2 separate regions of the Mus musculus genome follow, and region 2 is linked to region 1. Evidence: chromatin loops called from intact Hi-C (ENCODE). Cell type or tissue: left cerebral cortex. All regions are shown on one strand. Links, peaks and the distances in the headings refer to the core of each region. The heading gives the core; the rest is flanking DNA.

Region 1 (5,000 bases), core at 1-5,000:
TCGGGCAGGTAACTTGAATTTCTGAGTTCACTCTAAGCAGCATGGTGACACACACCTGCAAACACAGCTCTTGGAAGATGGAGGCAAGAAAATCAGGAGTTCAAGAGCGACCTCAGCTTCACAACAAGTTTGAGATCAGCGTGGGCTGTAAGAAACTGTCTCAAAAAAAAAAAAAAGTCAGTGTAGCGCTTGTAATCACAACAACAATAGCTGGTTCTGGTATGGTTTGGGGTTCAGGGTCCAGGGGAGAGTGTATCTGGAAACTTCATTTCAATTGCGCTAAGTAAAGGACAAAGAAAAAGCACCTTGGGAGGAGCCCCGGGGAACAGCATGTTTTCTGAGACAGGGTCTTACCCTGTGAAGCTGGCCTCTAACAATCCTGCTTTCGTCTCCTGTGTGCTGGGATGACAGCTGTGAACTGTCGGGTGTAAACTGTCAGTCACCCGGCCCACTGTTGAGTTCTTTCAGAAAGTAGGTGTACTGCATACATTTTAAAGAAGAACAGAGAGGTTAAGTCACTCTCCTCAGGTCACGGTGTTGACTTAAGAGCAAGGGATTCAGACCCCAAGCAGAGCAGGGTGAGGCATGAAGTTGGTGCAGGGCTGGAAGCTTAGCCTGGGGCTTAGGCTGTGCCAACGAGCATCTCTTCCCAATCTCTCCTCACAGCCATCCCAATAGAGTCTGGGAGGTGAAGGTGCCTTCCAAACAGAGTTGGGTGACCATTCCCCGGGAACAGTTCACCATGGCTGACAAACTCCTCATCTGGGGGACACAAAAGGGACGGCCTCTGTGGTCCTCTGTCTCTGTGAACCTGGAGACCCAAAGTAATGAAGCGTGGGCGGGGGTGGGGGGGGGCATAGTGCAGGGAGCGTGGGAGGGTGGCTGAAGGCCTGAGCTCAGTGCACTCTGGCCTCCCATTTGCAGTGAAGCCAGACACACCCCAGATCTTCTCTCAAGTGGATATTTCTGAGGAAGCAACCCTGGAGGCCACTGTGCAGTGGGCGCCGCCCGTGTGGCCACCGCAGAAAGTTCTCATCTGTCAGTTCCGGTACAAGGAATGCCAGGCTGAAACATGGACCCGGGTGAGTGTCTGGGCTTCCTTCCTACTCTCTCTGCAGAGGATGGGACAGCATCCCGAATCCTACAGAGCACAGTCTCATTTGGTGCCTATCACGGAGTCACCCCAAGTCCTTCATAGATGGCCTCACAGGCAACTTGGTTCATTTGTTGCTTATTTTTTGAGATAGAGTCTGGCTATGTAGCCAGGCTGGCCCAAAGCCATGGTCCTCCAGCTTTGTCTTCCTGAGCGCCAGGATGACGGGGTTTCGCTGCCATCCCTAAATTCTGCCCAAGTAGCTTTGGGGGATGGGTACTGTATGATCCCGGCTAGCCTGAAACTCACAGAGATCCACCTGACTCTGCCTCCCATGTTGGGATTAAAGGTGTGCAGCACCACACCTGGCCTGCATGGGTTTCCTAATCAGTTAAAATTTTGTCTCAAAAAAAGGAAATAAATAAAAGGACCAACGCGCAGGCGGGGGCTGGGAGATGGCTCGGTAAACAGTACCTGACACACAAGCGTGTGGCCCCGCAGCCAGTGAAAGAGGCGGGCACGGTGGCACCATGTAACCTCAGCAGAGGCAGTCAGGCAGACCTCAGGACTGACCCACCTTCCAGTCTAACAAATGAGTGAACTCCAGAGTCCGGGAGACATTTGGCTGAGAAAATGAAGTGGAGGAAGAGGGAGATGACTCAGTGGGGAAAGGCAGTGGTCATGAATACTTTATGACCTCAATTAGATTTCAGGGACCCACACAAAGGTAGCTGGAGAGAACTTACTCTATACTTGTCCTCTGACCCCCTCCCCACGTATACAATATACACAATAATACACAATAGTAAATAAAGTTTAAAAATAATAAGATGTTGAGCAACAGAAGACACAACATCAACATCTGTACACACATACATCTGTACACACACACACACACACACCCCAAAGGTTTCATGTAACTCAATGATAGAGGTCCTGCCTAGCCTTGTGTCAGAGCCAGGACCATAGCATTGGAAAAAGAAGAAAAAAGTCTTCTCAACAGAGGGTGGCCCCATCTGTTTCCCCAGCTGGAGCCCCAGCTGAAGACAGATGGGCTGACTCCTGTTGAGATGCAGAACCTGGAACCTGGCACCTGCTACCAGGTGTCTGGCCGCTGCCAGGTGGAGAACGGATATCCATGGGGCGAGTGGAGTTCGCCCCTGTCCTTCCAGACGCCATTCTTAGGTGAGGACAGCTCCACTTGTCTTGCACTTTTGGGCCTCAGCCCACCACCACCACAGGCCAGGCAGTCTTGTTCATCTAACTTCACCTGTCTTTTCTCATCCTCATCAGATCCTGAAGATGTGTGGGTATCGGGGACCGTCTGTGAAACTTCTGGCAAACGGGCAGCCCTGCTTGTCTGGAAGGTGAGCCTCATGACCAAAGGGGCTTGGGAACTTATCAGCAGCAATGGCTTCCTCTGCTGCCCCCTGGAGGTTTTTTCTAGGATTGCAGAGCTCTCTTGAAGCGCTAGTTGTGCGAGCAGGAGTTGGTGGGGTCTGCCTGTAGGGGTTCTGAGGTGTGTTGGTTGGGACAGGCAGGAGAAAGAAGATATGAAGGTCTGGATTCAGGACATGATATCAGTGCAGCTTGGCAAGATGTAACACATGTACTAGACTCAGTGTCTATGTCCATAGCACGCTGCCGGGCTGCCCCTGCGCTGCTGTCAACAGGTAGAAGAGCCTATCCTAGTCTCCTGATTCAAGGTGGCCCACACCTATGATCCCACCTGCTCAAGAGATTGAGGCAGGAAGAAAGCATGTTCAAGACCAGCCAGAGTGAGTTCAGGGCAACTTAGTCTGAACAAAAAGTTTTAAAGGGGGACTCAGTGACAGAATACTTAGCAAGAGTGTATGAGATTCCAGGCTCCCCACTCAGCACTGAAAAAATTCTGTTGAACATCTAATATCTGCTGGGCATGGCTGAACTCTACAAGGAATAAAACATACCATGACTCTTGAGCCACACAGCTAAATGTCATCCATTTAGTTCGACATGTGTTTATTGTGCATGTGAACATGCAGATGTGTGTGGGTGCCTGCACGTGAATGTATGTATACACATATGCATGCACACATGTAGGTAAGTGTATTCACACATGCGTGCAAAGGCATATATGTTTGTATATGGTGTAAATGCATGTGTGTATACCATTTATACTTTCTAACTCACAGAGATCCACCTGCCTCTGTCTCTTAAGTGGTAGTATTGAAGGTGTTAAATATTGTGCCCTGCTAGAGTTTTCTGGAATCACTTAAATTATTACACATTCTCATCCTTGTACATTTCCACTGGGGAGGAAGTTACAAAGCCACAGGGGAGGGAGCCGGAGGTGTGCAGCAGGGCAGGAGCCCTTAATCAATGTTCCAAAGCTCTTAGGTCCTGCTGGAGTGCAGCCCAGAAATAGAGCTTCCCTGGAGTGTCCGAGGTCATGGACTCTAGCCACAGCACTGCATGAGCCAGATGTGATGGGGTGCAGCTGGAATCCCAATGGGAACCAAGGGGGCCAGGGACGGTTCAAGGCCATCCTTGCTTAGATATAAAATTTGAGACCAGCCTTCTGTATGTGAGATGTGTGCATGCGTGTGCACTCGTGGAGGTCAGAGGACAAGGGACAAGGGGGTGAAGCAAGCTTGAATGAAAGAATTCAGTCTCAGGAACCACGTAAAAAGCTGGATGTGGATCTGGAGAGATGGCTCAGCACTGGCTGCTCTTGAAGATGACCCAGACTCTGTTTCCAGAACCCACATCTCAGCTCCACAGCTGTCTGTAGCTCCAGTTCCAGGGATCCAATGCCTTCTTTTGGTCTCTGAGGAATTTTTTTTTTTTTTTTGAGACTGGGTTGTTTGTTTTGAGACAGGGTTTCTCTGTATAGCTCTGGCTGTCTTGGAACTCAATCTGTAGACCAAAGTGGCCTTGAACTTGAATTCACCTGCTGGGATTAAAGGTGTGTGTCACCATGCCTGGCTAATGAATCTTGAAGTCGTCGTCATCATCATCATCATCTGGGTGTTGTGGTGTACTCACACACACACACACACACACACACACACACACACACACACACACACACTAAGATAAATGTATGTGGGGCTGGAAAGATGGCTCTGTGATTAGGAGAGAGTACATTAAGAGAATGTGAGTTTAATCCAAGCATCCACATCAGCTTCCTACTGCTTGTAACTCTACTTCCAGGGAATCCTCTGGCTTCTTGGAAAATGAAGTCATGTTCTCAGGCACACACACGTGCACGCACACACACACACACACACACACACACACACACACACGTAAAATCTTGAAAAAGATCAATGTTTGTGTATGTGCATGTGTGTATTCACATATGTTTAGGTGTGTGTACATGAGGAAGCCAGAGGCCCTGACCACATGTTTCTTGAGACATGCTTTCTCACTTTCCCTGGAGCTTTCCTACCAAGGTAGGCTTGCTGGCCAGTGAGTCACAGAGATCCACCTATCTCCACTTCTACTGCACTGAGGTTCCAAGTATGCCATCGTGTCTGGCATTTAACACGTGTGCCGTGGATTGAACGCAGGTCCTTAGGCTTGCTTACACAGCAAACATTTCCAATCGAGCCACCTCCCCAGCTCTAGAATCAAGCCTGCAAACTCAAGTGCCAAGACCAGGTTGTTTGGTTTGGTTTGGTTTGGTTGTTATTTAAATCTGGTCTGACTACCACTCAAGCCAGGAACAGGGCAAAACAAGACACGGCCAATAGGTGCAGGATCAAAGCTGCCTTTTATGTAAAGTTGGTATCTTGCTTGCTATAGATCTACTTTTGTTCCTTAAGACAGGGTTACACGTAGCCCAGGCTAGTTTCAAATTTGTGTCAACTTATCCTGCCTCTGCCTGCTGGATACTGAGATTATAGATATGGGCTAGCACACC
Region 2 (6,229 bases), core at 1,230-6,229, 65 kb before region 1:
CTTCTTTTGAGACAGAGTCTATCTCTGTAGCCCTGGCTGTTCTGGAACTCCATCTGCAGACCATCTGGCCTCACCTGCCTCTGCCTCCTAAGTGCTAGGATTAAGTTGTACTACCGTTGTCCCACTTGGTTTCTTTTTTAAAATAAAAACACTGAGTTATTTTTAATTACCTCTCTCTCTCTCTCTCTGTGTGTGTGTGTGTATGTGCTTGTGAGTGCAGGTGCCCACACAGGCCAGAAGAGGGCACTAGATTCCCCCCAATCCCTTTGACCTCCAGCTGAAGTTATGGGCAGTGGATACTGGGAATTGAACTTAGGACCTTCACAGAAACAGTAAATACTCTGAAGCACTGAGACCTCTCCTCAGTTCCTCTTAAATGCTGGGATTCCAGGCCTGTGCCACCATATCTAGCCTCTGCTCATTTTTCATCTATTGTCTTATATAGAATGTCCTTGAATAAGGGACAAATATTTGGTGTGTTCTCAGGGTTAGATTATAAAATTTAGGGATGATATCAGAGGGTACATTATTCTTAGAAACCATGTGTAGTAGCTTGTTTCTGTCATTCTAGCATTGGAGTGGCCAAGGCAGGAAGATCCAGAGTTGAAGGCCAGCCTTACACAGCAAGACCCTTTCTAAGGAAAATTAGATTAAGTTAAAGAAGGGGCCTGTATATGATGGTGGTTAGCTTTAATCCTAGCACTTGGGAGACAGGGGCCAGTGGATCTCTGTAAGTTCAAGTCAACCTGGTCTACATAGAAATTTCCAGAGCAGTAAGGCTACATAGTAAGATCTTCAAAATAAATAAATAAATAAATAAATAAATAAACAAACAAACAAATAAATAAAAGCAAGCAAGCTAAGGAGCACTTGTCATACAAGCCTAACAAGAGAACATAATTCTAGGAGTTGGCTGGGCGCGGTTGGCTGGGCGTGGTGGTGAGCATCTTTACTCCTAGCACTCAGGAGGCAGAGGCAGGCAGATCTTTGAGTTCGAGGCCAGCCTGGTCTACATGGTGAATTCCAGGACAGCCGGAGCTATGTAGAGAGAACCTGTTTCGAAAATAAAAGTAAAATAAAATAAATAAACAAAATAAAAGACCTAGGAATCCAAGACAGGAGAGACTCAATCATAAATGCTGCTTTCTGACTTCCAGAAGCATGCCATAATGTCCTTGCACGCACGCACACGCATGCACGCACGCACACGCATGCACACACACACACACACACACACACACACACACACACACACACACACACACACCAACAGTAACAGAAACTAAAAAGAAAGAAAAAAAACCAAAAAGGTGTTTTTCCTCAGACCTATTATGTGTCATGAGAGCAACATGGCCCACAGCTGACAGTCATACTTTGCTTTTTGGTTAAGGAGCTATCTGCCAGATCACTTCTACTGCCCTCCGTTTACTTTCTGTTTTGTTTGCTATTGATCGACTGATTGACACAGTCTCACTACATAACCCTGGTAGGCCTGGGACTCTCTATATAGACCAGGCTGGCCTAGAACTCACAGACCTTCTGCCCCTCCCTAGTACTGGAATTAAAGGTAGGCAGCACCACGCATGCCCAGCTCCCCTCATTCTATAAAGACACTAATTTAAGTGCCCATACCAGGGAGCAAGTAAGCCCCTCCTCCTAGAGGAAGGAGTGTCTGTAGTAGAAGTTCTGAAGATGAGGAGGGGCAGTAAAACAGGTTTCTCCTTAAAGTTTCCTTCCCCACTACAGCAGCCTTGGGTGGATCTTGCTTCTTAACAGAAATCACAAACTCCAGGCTCAGTGAAAGACTCAGGAGGCAGTGGTTTCCTCTGAGTTTGAGGCCAGCCTGGTCTACATAGCAAGCTCCAGGTCAGCCAAGGCTATACAGTGAGGCCCTAAGAAACCAAAACCAAAACCAAAACCAAAACCAAAACCAACCAACCAACCAAACAAACAACTCATCCCTAAATTAAGGTGGAGAGTGAGAAGACCATTTTTGACCTCTTGTCTTTTCATACACTTTCATGGGCAAAATCTCATCTGTACACTGTGCGCGCGCACACACATACACACAAACACACACACACACACACACACACACACACACACACACACACACACACACACTGCCTCCTTGCTCTTCCTTTCCCTCCTGCTCTGGGTCCACTAGTCTATGATTCAGCTGAGGCTGGGTCTGCACATGCATGGTCATATTTTCTCCTCATGCTGGGGGGAGGGGGGCTGCTAGTGAGCCCTCCAGTCTTTGCATAAAGAAGAGATCACCTAGTAAGTCTCTCAGCAGTGTCCCCATCACTAATCCATACATCATGGCAGGTTAGTCTTGAACCTCTCCAGAAACCTTTGTCTTTGCTGGAATATTCCTCCTCCCCCGCTTCACAAAGCTACTTTGCATCCAACTGCCTTTCTACCCATACCTGGAATTCAAGGACAGGTACTCATTTCCTTGTTTATGACCTGTCCTGTTAGCTGGGTTCTCAATAAACCGAATGTGGCTGTAAAAAGAGCAGCCAGCAGTCTGGGTACACAAGTGCCATGTCTTCAGGGGAGTTCACTTTATGCCTGTTCCACGTGTAAAATAAAGGACCATTGCAGAGATTGAGTGAATGTAGGCAAAACTGGTGCATGAAGCTGTCATGTCCCGTAATATTTATTACCATTATTAATTAGTATGATAGGCTTAACAGGCCTTCCACAGGAGGTGCAAACTCAGAACCACGCCTGACCCATGGAAATTAATTTTTTTAAAAACAGCATGATATCTGTCTGATGCTATCATCGTCATCGTCGTCCGGAAGATGCTTTGTTTTGTTTCTTTGTTTGTTTTTCTGAGACAAGAGTCTCTCTGTGTAGCCCTGGCTATCCTAGAACTCACTCAGGCTGGCCTCAAACTCAAAGAGATCCACTTGCCTCTGCCTCGTAAGTGCTGGAAAGGCGTGAACCATCACGCCCGGCCTGGAAGATGTTTTAAAACGAGCCATTTTTTTCCCCACCGCCTTTTCCTGGTCTCCTCCCTAGCTGCCCAGGGATGCTCCTCAGGCCTCGGCCCTCCCAGCCTGAGCCAGAGCCAGGGCTGGAGATTCTGGCCCTTATGGACCACAGGTTCCCATAGCCCCGCCCACAGGCCGCTGGACGGCCAGTGGTTTCCACGGAAACCCACTCAGGGGCGTGACAATGTCAAGCCTGACAGAAATCTTCGCCTATTCAGTTGAAGTTTTTTGGCCGAGGAGCGCCAAAGTGGTTTCTGAGTGGTTTATCTTTAATGAAGGGCGGGAATAAGGCGGGAGCTGTTACCATCTTTACCAACCAAAAACCAAGATAGCTTTGATGGACAAGCGTAGCGGGAAGCGACAAGGAATGCCGGCTGTCACCCAACCGGCCGGCCGCAGTAAGGAGAAAAGGCCAATCAGAAAGTGCCAGGGGCGGGGCTAAGGGACCGGTTGCTCCGGAAGTGGAGGGAGGGGGTGAAAATGGCGCCCAGCTCGAAATCGGAGCGGAACAGCGGGGCCGGGAGCGCCGGCGGAGGCCCTGGGGGGACCGGGGGGAAGCGGGCGGTGGGGCGGCGGCGGGAACACGTTCTCAAGCAGCTGGAGCGAGTCAAGGTGAGGCCTGGCGTCTGAGGCGAGCGCGCCCGGTTGTGAGGAGGAGGGGACGCGGGAGGCGGCGGAGGGAGGGCGGCGCGGCGAGGTGGGGGGCGGGGCCGGGAGGGGGCTGGGCGGGCCGGGCGGTGGGGATGGGGATGGGTTTGGCGGTGTGGAGGCTGGTGCTGAGGCGCGGGCTGGGCTGGCGAAGGTTGGTGACTTGTGTGCAGCCAGTGAGGCGGGTCACCTGCAGGGGGCCTTGAATGAAGGCTGCTAGGCGAGATCAGTGAAGAAGGAAGGGGCTTGGGTGGCGGAGGCCGGGGAGAATCATGGAGGAAAGACCGGGGATGGAGGCTGATGGGCGGGTTACTGTAGAAGCTGTCCGAGGAATCTGGAGGAAGGGGAGACCTTGGTTTAGACCGATTTTTCAAAGCACTGCCCCTTGTTGGAGCTACCCCCCCAAACCCCTGAAGAGCCCCTGCTACCGACAATGGGCAGCCTCTGTTGGATGCTCCCTGTCTGTCCAAGCTCTGACCATCTCTATATCTAGTGCTTGTACCTAGGTCTGCCTCACTCATTGAATGGAGGAATGTTTCCAGAGTAGGGCCAGGTCTTCTCAAAGTGGAAGCCACTTAGGGCTCTGTCTCCCTTGTCAGAGGACACCTGAAAGGACAGGGATGTGAATAATGTTAGGTGGGCAGCTGTGGAGCAAGATTGTCTATGTGCACAGGAAGTTGGGAACTGGGTAAGGGCGAACTGTGCTTTTTCCTGGTGCTCCCTAAGCAAGGCTGTGGCTCTGCCCTTAGCCTAGACACTCCCTGGGCAAGGGTTATATCCTCTCAGGAAGGCTTGTCTGACAAAGCCATTCCCTTCATGGGTCGAGATGAACTAGGGGCAAGGTGCCAGGCCTTCTTTCCCACTAGATGGCTATCTTTTGAAGGCGGGCCAGAATAGCTCCCCAGTGGTCAGCTTTATGCCTGTTTCCTCAGATCCTTCCTTGGTGATGTTTTAGGGTGTGACAGTTGATTGGCAGTTAATTAAGAAAGGGGTTTTCTTAATAATGGATTGGAGCATTGGGAATACTGGGAGCTTTTGGTTCGGAGGCTCTATAGGTATAGGCTCTTGCCACCAAACCTAATAATGTGTGAGATCCCCAGGAGCCACGCAGTGAGAGGACATAGAGACTCCTGCAAGCTGTCCTCGCCTCTACTGTGAGTTGTAGTCTGCACAGTAACTACATTATCAAGAGAGAGATGGGTCCCCTTGTGGGCTAATTGGGAGCAGGCAGATAAATGCATGGCCCCACATCCTAGTCTCATGCGTCAGTTTTCAGGAAGGAGTCAGTTGTCCCAGTGAGGGATCCTTCCACAGGGAGACGTAGGGCTAGGGCTGGGAGGACTCTGGATCCAAACGGGGCTACGGCTGGGATGTAACCTGGGTCCTTGGTGGGGGTGGGGTGCTTTGTAAGGTCACTTGGCTTTGGTGTCTCCATCTGCCCCAGCAGTGGGCCTGGGGAAGCCTCGGCCTCTGGGAAGGAGGCTGGGAGGCTGCTTGGCTAAAGAGCCCTGGCTGTCTCTTCCCCAGATCAGTGGGCAGCTCTCACCTCGTCTTTTCCGGAAGCTGCCCCCCAGGGTCTGCGTGTCCCTCAAGAACATCGTAGATGAGGATTTTCTCTATGCAGGGTGAGGCTGAAGCTAGGCTGGGTGGTGGCAGGTCGGGCTGTGGGCGTGTCCTCATCTGCCCATTCTGCCCACAGCCATATCTTCCTGGGATTTTCCAAGTGTGGCCGCTATGTCCTCTCCTACACCAGCAGCAGTGGGGATGACGACTTCTCCTTCTACATATATCACCTCTACTGGTGGGAGTTCAACGTCCACAGCAAGCTCAAGCTGGTAGGACTAGGCCCTGCACTGGGCTGACCCTTCAGACAGCAGGCCTCAGCTGCTCCTGTATCAGTCAGCCTGTGTCCTGTGTGTAAATGGCAGTGCTGTACCAGTGGGGCGACCCTTGGAGAGTTGCTGAATTTTTAGGTCAAACTGGTGATTTCGTTTGGCTTAGGTATCACATATAGCCCATCTGATAGCCTTGGCCTGGGCCAGGATGCAGGCAGATTTCTTAGATTCACACAGGTTGTCACAGTGGCTTTAGCATTCCTCCTGGAGCCCTGCCTCTTGGTAGGGCGACTTCAGTTTCTGTTCCCATGGGCATAGAGGTAATGTATTCAGTCAGGGTCCCTCCAGCTTGCAGGGCTCTCTCTGGCTCAGGCCAGAGAGTGTCTGGACCACTTGCAATGGGAGCTCTTTTCTAGCTAGTGTGCTTCTGGTGTAGCCCTTCCTTAGGCTCGCACTGATGGAGCATGCCGCTTAGGTCCGGCAGGTGCGGCTCTTCCAGGACGAGGAGATCTACAGTGACCTGTACCTGACTGTGTGTGAGTGGCCTAGCGACGCTTCCAAGGTCATCGTGTTTGGTTTCAAGTGAGACTAGGGGCAGGCAGGGTGGCGTGGGGCCGGCAGGGTGGGCTCGCAGCCCCTTCATGGGCCCGAGGCTGAGGGTGTGCTACCCCTAGCACCCGCTCGGCCAACGGGATGCTCATGAACATGATGATGATGAGCGATGAGAACCATCGTGACATC

The links. Hi-C counts contacts between places; a loop is a spot of excess contacts. Peaks named below come from ENCODE experiments on the same cell type or tissue, not always from the same donor. Only the 100,000 strongest peaks of a DNase experiment are listed, where the experiment ranks them.
Region 2: it touches region 1 in a loop (2.7-fold over the local background); 11 of 42 quality-filtered maps call a loop at or near these places.

What each region holds. Positions count from the first base shown.
Region 1 is chr8:84,036,756-84,041,755 of GRCm38, reverse strand. It overlaps Il27ra (interleukin 27 receptor, alpha), which reads left to right. Exons shown (of 14, transcript NM_016671.3): 3 at 667-824; 4 at 925-1,082; 5 at 2,122-2,278; 6 at 2,387-2,460. Among named protein-coding and RNA genes, the nearest start is that of Il27ra, 3.3 kb to the left of the region's middle. In left cerebral cortex, for the core only: a CTCF peak has its summit at 2,525 (motif pointing left); DNase peaks (open chromatin) are centred at 2,161 and 2,519.
Region 2 is chr8:84,102,005-84,108,233 of GRCm38, reverse strand. Dcaf15 (DDB1 and CUL4 associated factor 15) reads left to right here and starts at 3,437. Exons shown (of 13, transcript NM_001357322.1): 1 at 3,437-3,617; 2 at 5,181-5,278; 3 at 5,353-5,488; 4 at 5,964-6,070; 5 at 6,163-6,229. The coding sequence starts at 3,486. In left cerebral cortex, for the core only: CTCF peaks have their summits at 3,857 and 4,811; DNase peaks (open chromatin) are centred at 3,290, 3,817 and 4,480; H3K4me3 peaks cover 1,570 bases; H3K27ac peaks cover 1,019 bases.